Linked DNA regions of Homo sapiens: region 1 is linked to region 2. The links are chromatin loops, found by intact Hi-C in ENCODE. Cell type or tissue: endothelial cell of umbilical vein. All regions are shown on one strand. Each heading gives the region's core, and the rest is flanking DNA. Links, peaks and the distances in the headings are about the cores only.

Region 1 (5,326 bases), core at 327-5,326, 130 kb after region 2:
CCCAGGCTGAAGTGCAATGGTGTGATCATAGCTCACTGTAGCCTCGACCTCCAGGGCTCAGCCTCCCAAGTAGCTGGGACTACAGGCGCGCACCACCACGCCTGGCTAGTTTTTAAATTTCTTGTAGAGATGGGTCTTGCTGTGTTGCCCAGGCTGGTCTTTAACGTCTAGGCTCAAGCTCAAGCTCTTGCCTTGCCCTCCCAAAGTGCTGGGATTACAGACGTGAGTCACCACGCCTGGCCGGTAATTTCTCATTGTGAATTGATTGGGTCCCTGTAAGTCACAGAGCCTGTCCTGAGTCCCTTCATCTGAATGAGGGTGAAAAGACTGAGTTTTCTGTCCCGGGTGACAAGGACAGAATCTGTCTTGTGAAACAACCAGAAGAAAATTCCCCTAAGAAAGCCGTCTAGCGGGGCAGTGGACACAACACTATTCTATATCAGACAATTAAATGTGGGGGATGAAGGGTGAACCCCAACTGGTGCGTAATAACACTTAGGATTAAAATGAAAATATGCAAGTTCCAGTGACTTTCAAATCTGGCAACAAATCCTAAGATTCCCACCCCCTCCTGCAACAATGATTCAAAAATACAATATTTTTTTCCTCTCCCTCTTCCTCCATCCATAATTACCAGCTGATTGTTCTCAATGTTCTTCATAAAACCCACACCCCAGCATCAGCCCTGGCGCCAATGTATACAAGAATTTTGCTTCGGTCTGCGCTGTGGCCACTTTGAACAGGGGAGCCAAGAAAACCCACTTGGAGCTGGAGTCCTGTGGCCGTCGGGGCTCCCCCAGGGAAGCAGAGGGAGAGCTCGCTTGCCTTTGAGCCGTGGGCCTTGGGGAGTGTGAGTGGGGTGGGCCAGGGAGGAACGGGAACAGGGAGGAGACGGGGACAAGGGACGGTTTGCTCCCGGTCTGGCTGGTCCCCGCCTCCCTCACGGCTACTCTTCTGCCGAGGATGATGTAGGGCTCTCGTCATCTGACATTGGGGCAAACTGAAACAGAGAAGCAGAATTCTTTTTGTTTGGGATCCTTTCCAATCCCCCGAGGCGCCAACGTGGTGGCTGGCCTGGTAGATATGATGGGTAAGCAGGAGGGAGGCGTGGCCCCTGGCCCCAAGGAGGTGGCGATCTGGGGGCACCGCCTTGAAGAAGCAAACTCATGACTGTGGTTGAGGATGTTCACCGGGGGTGAGGGATGCAAAGGAATGAGGGTGGACAGTGGCTGGTCAGGGAGGGTGAGTTCTCAGCTGACTGTGAACGGCATCAAGGAGCCAGCGAGCAGGGAAGAGCATTCCAGGCAGCGGAAACAGCACGTGCAAAGGCCCTGGGATAAGTGCAGAGGGGTGTGGCAATAAGGCCAGTGTGGCTAGAGGGGGAGAGAAACAGTAGTGGGGAAGGTGAGGGTGGTTGTGCAGGGCCTGGTGGGCTTTGGAGAGGACCCTGGCTTTTTCTTTTCTTTTTTTTGAGACAGAGTTTCACTCTTGTTGCCTAGGCTGGAGTGCAATGGCATGATCTCAGCTCACTGCAACCTCTGCCTCCTGGGTTCAAGTGATTCTCCTGCCTCAGCCTCCTTAGTAGCTGGGATTACAGGCAGGCGCCACCACGCCCGGCTAATTTTGCGTTTTTAGTAGAGATGGGGTTTCTCCATGTTGGTCAGTCTGGTCTCAAACTCCTGACCTCAGGTGATCCGCCCATCTTGGCCTCCCAAAGTGTTGAGATTACAGGCGTGAGCCACCGTGCCCGGCCTAGATTTTTTTTTGCTTAAAGACAGGGTCTTGCTCTGTTGCCAGGCTGGAGTATAGTGGTCCAATCATAGCTCACAGTAGCCTTGACTATCTGGGCTCAAGCAATCCTCCTGCCTTAGCCTCCCGAGTAGCTGGGACTATAGGCATGCACCACCAGGCCCAGCTAATTTTTTTTTTTTTTTGAGGCGGAATCTCACTCTGTCACCCAGGCTGGAGTGCAGTGGCGCGATCTCAGCTCACTGCAACCTCTGCCTCCCAGGTTCAAGCAATTCTCATGCCTCAGCCTCCCGAGTATCTGGGATTACAGGTGCCCACCACCACACCCAGCTAATTTTTGTATTTTTAGTAGAGACAGGGCTTCACCATGTTGGCCAGGCTGGTCTCGAACTCCTGACCTCAGGTGATCTGCCCGCCATGGCATCCCAAAGTGCTGGGATTACAGGCGTGAACCAGTGAGTCTGGCCTGAATGCTCCTTAAACACGTCAGACACACCCCTGCCTCAGGGCCTTTGCACTGCTTGTTCCTGCTGCCCGGAAGACCATGTGATTCACTCCCTAACTTCTCCAGGTGTTGACTCAAATGTCATCTCTTCTCTGAGGGACTCCAATAGCTTCCCCATCACTCGCCATCCCACGTCCTTGTTTTTTTTTTTTTTTTTTTTTCTTTGAGACAGAGTTTTGCTCTTGTTGCCCAATGTCATGATCTCTGGCTCACTGCAACCTCCACCTCCTGGGTTCAAGTGATTCTCCCGCCTAAGCCTCCAGAATAGCTGAGATTAAAGGCATGCGCCACCACACCCGGCTAATATTTTGTTTTTTTAGTACAGATGGAGTTTCACCATGTTGGCCAGCCTGGTCTTGAACCCCTTATCTCAAATCATCCGCCCACCTTGGCCTCCCAAAGTGCTGGGATTACAGGCATGAGCCACCACGCCTGGCCTCTTTCTTTTTTTTTTTCCCAGACAAGGCGGCACTCTGTCACCATGTAGTGATGCAACCATGGCTCACTGCAGCCTCAAATTCCTGGGTTCAGGTGATCCTCCTGCCTCAGCCTCCCGAGTAGCTGGGAGTACAGGCATGCACCTGTATTTTTGGGGGAGACAGGATCTCCCTATGTTGCCCAGGCTGGTCTCGAACTCTTGGGTTCAAGCAATCCTTCCATCTCGGCCCCACAAGGTGCTGGGATTACAGACGTGAGCCACCGCGCCCAGCCTGATTGTGTCTCTTACCAGAATGCTCACTCCATAAGGGTGGATACTGTTTTCTGTTTTGATCAGTGCTGTGACCACTGGGGACTACCTAGAACTGGGCCTAACATGCAGCAGGCGCTCAATAAATATTTTTCAAATGAGTGAATGGTGACTAAGACACGCATTTGGAACCAGACAGACCCAGGCGTGAATACTGTTATGCCAACCATGACCATGCAGCCTCTCTGTGACTAATTTCCTCACTGGGGCACTATGAAGGTTCAGCAAGCAGCTGACCATATTCTGACTTTATCCTTAGCGTGAACCCCATGCACAATCAGCTCTTCATAAACATCCGTCTCCTCTGGCCAGGCACAGTGGCTGACCCCTGTAATCCCAGCGCTTTCAGAGGCAGAAGAGGAAGCATGGCTTAAGCTCAGGTATTCAAGACCAGCCTGGGCAACATAGTGAGACCCAGTCTCTACAAAAGATGTTAAAAAATGTCCGGGTGCAGTGGCTCACGCCTGTAATCCCAGCACTTTGGGAGGCAGAGGCGGGCAGATCACTTGAGCTCAGGAGTTCAAGACCAGCCTGGCCAACACAGTGAAATCCCATCTCTACTAAAAATACAAAAATTAGCCGGGCATGGTGGTGTGCACCTGTAATCCCAGCTACTTTGGAGACTGAGGCAGGAGAATTGCTCGAACCTGGGAGATACAGGTTACAGTGAGCCAAGATTGTGCCACTGTACTCCAGCCTGGGTGATAGAACAAGACTTTGTCTCAAAAAACAAAACAAAAAAAACTCAGCCAGGTGTGGTGACGTGCGCCTGTAGTCCCAACTACTCAGGAGGCTGAGGTGAAAGGATCACTTGAGCCCAGGAAGTGGAGTTTGCAGTGAGCTTTAATTGTGCCACTGCACTCCAGCCTTGGTGACAGAGTAAGACCCAGTCTGAAAACAAAAACAAGACCAGGCATGGTGGCTCATACCTGTAATCCCAGCACTTTGGGAGGCTAAGGCAGGTGGATCACGAGGTCAGGAGTTTGAGACCAGCCTGACCATCATGGTGAAACCCCGTCTCTACTAAAAATACAAAAATTAGCCGGGTGTGGTGGTGCACACCTGTTATCCCAGCTACTCAGGAGGCTGAGGCAGCAGAATGGCTTGAAGCCGGGAGGCGGAGGTTGCAATGAGCCCAGATCGTGCCACCGCACTCCACCCTGGGCGACAGAGTGAGACTCTGCCTCAAAAACAAAAACAACAAATCTCTGTCCTTTCAGAGACCCACCCATCCCGTGCCTACCCGGCCGGATTGAGACTCACCGAGCACTTGATGTTCATGCGGGAATACAGCATGGACGCAATCTCACTCTGCCCTGCGTCCAAGGCCACCATCAGAGCTGTGCTCCCATCCTGCAAAGTATCCGGTGCTATGAATGACGTCCCCATGCTGTGCTCCCGCCCTCCCCGGGGTGCACCTGGTTGGAGACTCACGCGATCTGTGAGTGAGATGTCACAGCTGGGCACGGCCAGCAGCAGCCCCGCGATCTCCTTGTGGCCGTGCTCACAGGCGCACATGAGGGCCGTGGAGCCGTCATCATCTTGCACGTTGACATCTGCCTCACAGGCCAGCAGGGCTTTGACAACGTCCACCCGCCCGTGGCTGACGGCCAGCATCAGGGCCGTCTGTCCTGCCTGGGGAGGGCAAGGAACAGGATTATGGTTCATGCAGGCCCCAGGGCAGGACACCCCCTGGTCTAGAACCTGCTGTAGCTCCCACATACTCTGATGGTGAAATGTACCCTCAACTTGCTGATCTCCTCCTGAATCTCAAACAACCCTCCCGTCACCAGGGGAGTAATAAATCCACAGAGACAGAAAGCGGATGAGTGGTTGCCAGAGGCTGGGAGAAGCGGGGGCGGAGGAAATGATGGATACAGGTTTCCTTTGGGGGTGAAGAGAACGTTCTGGAACTAGACGGAGGTGTTGGTTGCACAACAGGGTGAATGTATTTCATGCCAGTAGTGCTTTTGGTTTTGTTTTGCTTTATTTTAGAGACAGGGTCTTGCTCTGTTGCCCAGGTTGGCGTGCAGTGGCACGATCGCAGCTCACTGCAGCCTCAACCTCCCCAGGCTCAGGTGATCCTCCCACCTCAGCCTCCCGAGTAGCTGAGACTACAGGCATGCGCCACAATGCCTGGCTAATTTTTGTATCTTTTGTATAGATAGGGTTTTGCCATGTTGCCCAGGCTAATTGTTCCTTTAAAAGGGTTAATTATTTTTTTTTGGAGATGGCGTCTCGCTCTGTCACCAGGCTGGAGTGCAGTGGCGCAATCTCGGCTCACTGCAACCTCCACCTCCTGGGTCCAAGCAACTCTCCTGCCT
Region 2 (5,368 bases), core at 305-5,304:
ATGTAGGCTGAGGGAGTTTTGAGGCTCACAGAGGTGAGACCTGGTTCCGGTTCTGTGTGCACTGTGAGAGTGGCAGGGCCCACAGCCAAACCAAGCACTGCCACAACACGGCCGAGCTTCGGCCCCCTGTTGTAAATGGTGCTCGACTGTGTAGGTCCACGCTGTGGGGAGCTGTGCCGCTGCCACGGGAGCTGCTTGAGAATATAATCCCCTGGGGGGTTGGTGCTTTCTTCCCGAATATCTGTGGGGTCCCAATAAGGTAGAAGGTGGCACTTCTGGAGGAACGTGATGAGAGTCCCCTTCCCCCGAGGGACACATGGCGGCCCAGGCTCCACCAGCTCTGTTTTCATGCGGCGGCAGGTCAGGCTGGGCAGAATTGTCAGGCCGAGGGTGGCACGCACAGCACACCTCTCCAGCTAGTGTCAGAGGCCACCTTCCCTTTTATGACCTCCTGGGCTCCTTTGGGACTGACTGGCACCTCTTCCCCCAGGACCTGCAAGCGCAGGACCGAGCCCACCGCATCGGGCAGCAGAACGAGGTGCGTGTGCTCCGCCTCTGCACCGTCAACAGCGTGGAGGAGAAGATCCTAGCTGCAGCCAAGTACAAGCTCAACGTGGACCAGAAGGTGATCCAGGCCGGCATGTTCGACCAGAAGTCCTCCAGCCATGAGCGGCGCGCCTTCCTGCAGGCCATCCTGGAGCACGAGGAGCAGGATGAGGTGAGCCCAGCACCGGCCCCGACCCCTCCCCAGCGTGAATGGTGGACGCGTGAGCGGCTTTCATTTTTGTTTTTTTACCTTTTTTGCACTCTTATTTTTTTTGCATCCCTTTGGAGTAAAGGGAGTGTGGGCTGAACGGAAAGAGGATGAGTACTTGCTTTTTCTTTGAAGTGGTTTTTTTTTCTAAACTGCTGGTGAAAGACGCCGGATTGACAGCCCTGGAGACTGAAGTCCTCTATTTATCCACAGAGCAGACACTGCAGCACGGGCAGCGGCAGTGCCAGCTTCGCCCACACTGCCCCTCCGCCAGCGGGCGTCAACCCCGACTTGGAGGAGCCACCTCTAAAGGTGAGAGGGGTAGTTCAGTCTCCATGCCCATTCAATCCTCGGCTTCTCGGCTGAGACGGCCAGCAAGGGCCCTGGTCCCACGGAGCGTGCGTGTGCGTGTGCGTGTGTGTGCCTTTCGCTGCCGTGTGGGTCCCCATCCACCGCAGCCGTGCCGGGACCACCAGCTCATTCCCACGGACGCCGCCGCTCGCCTCTGAGCTCGGCCGCCGCCCACCCCGGCCCCTCCTCAGCGGCACTGACAGTTTGCAATCTTATAGGAGGAAGACGAGGTGCCCGACGACGAGACCGTCAACCAGATGATCGCCCGGCACGAGGAGGAGTTTGATCTGTTCATGGTAAGCGCTGCAGGCTGGATGGGGCAGTTCAGGCATCCCACTCTGCTGCCACCAGGAGCAAAGCAGACGTCCTAGTGCCCATGGTGGTATCCCTAGCAGGTCAGGGAGCCAGGGACAGCTCACAGTGCAGCCCACTCCCACCTCCAGACTGACCCGTCTTCCACCCCCAGTCTCCTGAGGATGGCATCGGAGGGCGAGATGCACACCCAGCCTTCTGCATGTGACCCGAGACCTGCCCCACCAGCTCTGTTTTCTAACGGGCTCTCCAGGGCTTCATGCACTCCCTTTCAGAGGGAGTTCGCCCTATCCAAGGCCAAGGGACTGACCAGGCCTTCAGTCGCAGAGCCCCCTTGCCCCTGGGTGGGAAACAGGAAATAAGCCACCCAAGCAGGGGCCCCTTGGCCCGCAGGCCTCATGCCTCCACCAACGCTGGGCCACGCAGCTGCTGCCCCCCTGCTGGGGTCTGCAGCCCTCTTGTGCAACCTTCCATCTTTTCGAGTTTCCTCTGCCTCCTGAGGCAGAGCCTCTAGTCAGGGTCTGACGGAGCCAGGCCAGGTCAGCCACTGAAAAATCGAGAGCTACTGTTTAACTCTCGCAGCAGCGTGGAGCCCCACGGGCAGAGAAAGGCCCTTCTGAACTCTCGGTGTTCTGGCTCTAGCGTGCCCCTGGTGCCTGCATGCTGATGCCTCTCCCGTTGCCTCCCTGCCCACCAGCGCATGGACCTGGACCGCAGGCGCGAGGAGGCCCGCAACCCCAAGCGGAAGCCGCGCCTCATGGAGGAGGACGAGCTCCCCTCGTGGATCATCAAGGACGACGCGGAGGTGGAGCGGCTGACCTGTGAGGAGGAGGAGGAGAAGATGTTCGGCCGTGGCTCCCGCCACCGCAAGGAGGTGGACTACAGCGACTCACTGACGGAGAAGCAGTGGCTCAAGGTACATGCTGGAGAGGCCCAGCAGCTGCCGCAGGCCAGCGCCAGGCAGGGCTGGGGAGACAAAGGGCCCACCGCCAGGACTCAGGCCTGGGTCCAAAATGCTTTCCTTGGGCCACTCCTGGCCAGGCTCCGCAGGCAGCCGAGAGCCTTCCGATGTGGGCCAGGGATGGTCAGGTCCTTTTGGCTCTGCCTTGGAATGCAAGAAGGACCCACGGTTCCTGAGCAGCTCAAAACCTGCTGCTGGTTATGGTTGGTCTTTCAAGTAAAAGGGTTTACCTCTTCCCGAGGTTAAAAATCATGTTGCTGATCTCAGTGGACTGCTGGCTTTCCCAGTACCTGCCAGGAGGGAGGCACAAGGGTGAATCATGGACTATTGAGGCGCCCTGCAAAGCGTTGCACTGCTGGCTGCAGGCAGCCTCACTTTGGGCAAGTCCCCCCCCATGAGCTGGGGAGACTCAGTCATGGGGAGGGAGGAGAGGGCAAGCCCCCAAGGGCCTCTGAACCTGGCAGGTGCTGCACGGGGCTGGCAGTTGCTTGTGGAGCTGACGTGAGGGCCCGTTCTCAGCAGATGGCAGCTGGCCCTGCAACAGCAGCTGCAGATGTCTTTGAGTCAGTCGTGCGGTGCTCCTGGGGCTTCACCCGACCCAACTTTCCCAGCCCAAGGCACACTGTGACAGATGCCTGGCACTGATGTCCTCACTGGGGTTACGGTGACAGATCAGACCCCTTCCCAGCTCAGGGGCTCTGAGTTATAGAGACGATGATTCAGAATCCATCCCTGAAGTTGTGTCATAAAAATGTCCTGAAGCAATAATTCCGAGAAGGCAGGTGGCAGCTTTTGGCTATGCCATGCAAAGTGCCACACCCAGGAAAGAGCCATGTGGCCTAGCCCATGTGGCCAAACAGCCCCGGTTCCCTCCTGGGACCTCAGCAGCCCAGACTCATGAGCTTGCCTGCCAAGCTGTGCACCAGAGGGCGCTGTTGAAACACACCAGGAGCCCAGGTGACAGACAGGCCATCCTGTTCCCCAGCCAGCCTCCCAAGCACAGCGCTCCAGGACCCAGAAGAGAAACCCTGAAAAGACAGTGTGAGCCCTGCCACAGACCTGTGTGACAGCAGAGCTGTTTGGCTGCTGTATGAGTGTCACCGGCCCTGCATTTTTTTCTTTTTTAATAAAGACAAAGTCTTGCTGTGTTACCCAGGCTGGCCTCCAGTTCCTGGGGGCTCAAGTGATCCTCACACCTCAGCCTCCTGAGTAGTTCAGACTACAGGTACACACCAACACGCCTGGCTAATTTTAAATTTTTTGTAAAGTGGGGGTCTCACTGTGTCACTCAGGCTGGTCTCAAACTCCTGGGCTCAAACAATCCACCCGCCTCGGCCTGCAGAGTAGCTGGGATTACGAGCATGAGCCACGGTGCCCAGCTCAGCCCTGCATATTTGAGGCAGTGAGTACCTTTTAAATTTAAGATCAGTTCATACGTGGCTGCTCTATGTACATTTTTTTCTAGGTGTAATTTACATACCATACAGTTCACCCTTTTGGGGTATATGATACAATCATCTTCAGTGTATCCAAGAGTTGTGCATCTCTCACCACAGTCCATTTTAGAACATTCTCATCGCCCCCAAAAGAAGCCCTGCCCCGATTTGCCATTCCTGGTAATTCATGGATTCTCCCCAGCCCCAGGCAACCACTGATGTACTTTCTGTCCATATAGTTTTACCTGTTCTGGGCGTTTCCTGTCAGTGGAGTCCTACAGCGTGGGATGCTTTGGTGTCAGGCTTTTTTCACGCAATGTAACATGCTGACCCATGATGCAGCAGGTGTGTTGCATTCTTTGATGGTGAAATAATCCTGCCTCGTACAGATTTGTCACATTCGGTTTTTCTGTCCATTCTTGATGGACACTTGGGTTGTATCCACTTTCGGGCTATTACAAACAATACTACCGTGAACATTCACGTACACGTTTTTGCGTGCACGCGTTTCTCTTTAATATGTGATTTCTCTTTAATATCTGATTTCTCTTTAATATGTGCCTAGGCGTAGAGTTGCCGGAACAATGTTAGTTCTCTATTTAACCTTTTGAGGGACCCCAGCCTGGTTTCCTTGGTGGCTACGCCAGTTCACAGTTCCACCAGCTGTGTATGAGAATTCCTCTTTCTCTACATCCTCAGCAACCCTTGCTGTTCCCTCGCCCGCTGATTCTAGCCATCCCAGCACGTATGAAGTGCCATCTGAGTGTGGTTGGATTTGCATTTCCCTGATGGCTAATGGTGTGGAGTATCTGTTCATATGCTTCTTGGCCCTTTGTGTATCCTCTAGAAAGAGATGTCTAGTCACATCATCCTTTACCCAAATTTAAAATATATTTATCTTAATATTGAATTGTAAGTTATTTACAAGTGCCTTATCAGATATCATTTGTAAATATTTTGTTCCATTCTGCACATTCTCTTTTCGCTTCCGTGATATCCGTTGAAGCACAGAAGTGTTTCATTGTACTTACAGTCGATTTTTCTTTTTCACCTGTGCCTTGGTGTTGTATCTGAGAAACCATCGCCTATCCAAGGTCACGAAGACTTGCCCCTGTCTTTTCTCCTAGGAGGGTTATAATTTGATCTCTTCCATGTAGATCCATGTAAGATCCATTTTGAGTTAAATTTTATACATGATGTGAGGTAGGGGTCCATCTTCATCCATCCAACTGGAAATCCAGTTGTCCCAGCAGCATTTGTTGAAGAGACTATTTTTTCCCATTGAGCCCATCTTATTACACAGTATATTCAAATTCACAGTTGTGAAAAATATTATACAAAACACTGTCTCCCCACTACTGTTGGCTGTGGAATTGGCACCACTTTTCTGGCAGCCATCTGTTGCCAAGTGAACTCAAAGCCTTCAAAATGCTCCTATGGCCGCCATCGGACATGGCCATGACTGTGGCAGCCTAAAGCAACAGAACTATTTTCTCTGCATTCTGGGCCAGAAGTCTGAACCCACGGTGTGGGCAGGGCTGTGTTCCTTTCGAG

What was found. Hi-C counts contacts between places; a loop is a spot of excess contacts. Peaks named below come from ENCODE experiments on the same cell type or tissue, not always from the same donor. Only the 100,000 strongest peaks of a DNase experiment are listed, where the experiment ranks them.
Region 1: a loop joins it to region 2, with 11 times the contacts of the local background. A loop is called at or near these places in 1 of 110 quality-filtered maps.

The regions. Positions count from the first base shown.
Region 1 is chr19:11,165,612-11,170,937 of GRCh38, forward strand. It overlaps KANK2 (KN motif and ankyrin repeat domains 2), which reads right to left. Exons shown (of 13, transcript NM_001136191.3): 11 at 4,437-4,637; 12 at 4,266-4,355; 13 at 1-1,000. The coding sequence ends at 947. Among named protein-coding and RNA genes, the nearest start is that of SPC24, 12 kb to the left of the region's middle. RefSeq lists an enhancer at 635-1,135. In endothelial cell of umbilical vein, for the core only: no CTCF peak of the experiment used is centred there; a DNase peak (open chromatin) is centred at 3,200; H3K27ac peaks cover 2,167 bases.
Region 2 is chr19:11,032,800-11,038,167 of GRCh38, forward strand. It overlaps SMARCA4 (SWI/SNF related BAF chromatin remodeling complex subunit ATPase 4), which reads left to right. Exons shown (of 35, transcript NM_003072.5): 26 at 491-718; 27 at 968-1,066; 28 at 1,324-1,401; 29 at 2,115-2,333. Among named protein-coding and RNA genes, the nearest start is that of LDLR, 54 kb to the right of the region's middle. RefSeq lists an enhancer at 3,426-3,585. In endothelial cell of umbilical vein, for the core only: a CTCF peak has its summit at 3,302 (motif pointing right); a DNase peak (open chromatin) is centred at 3,322.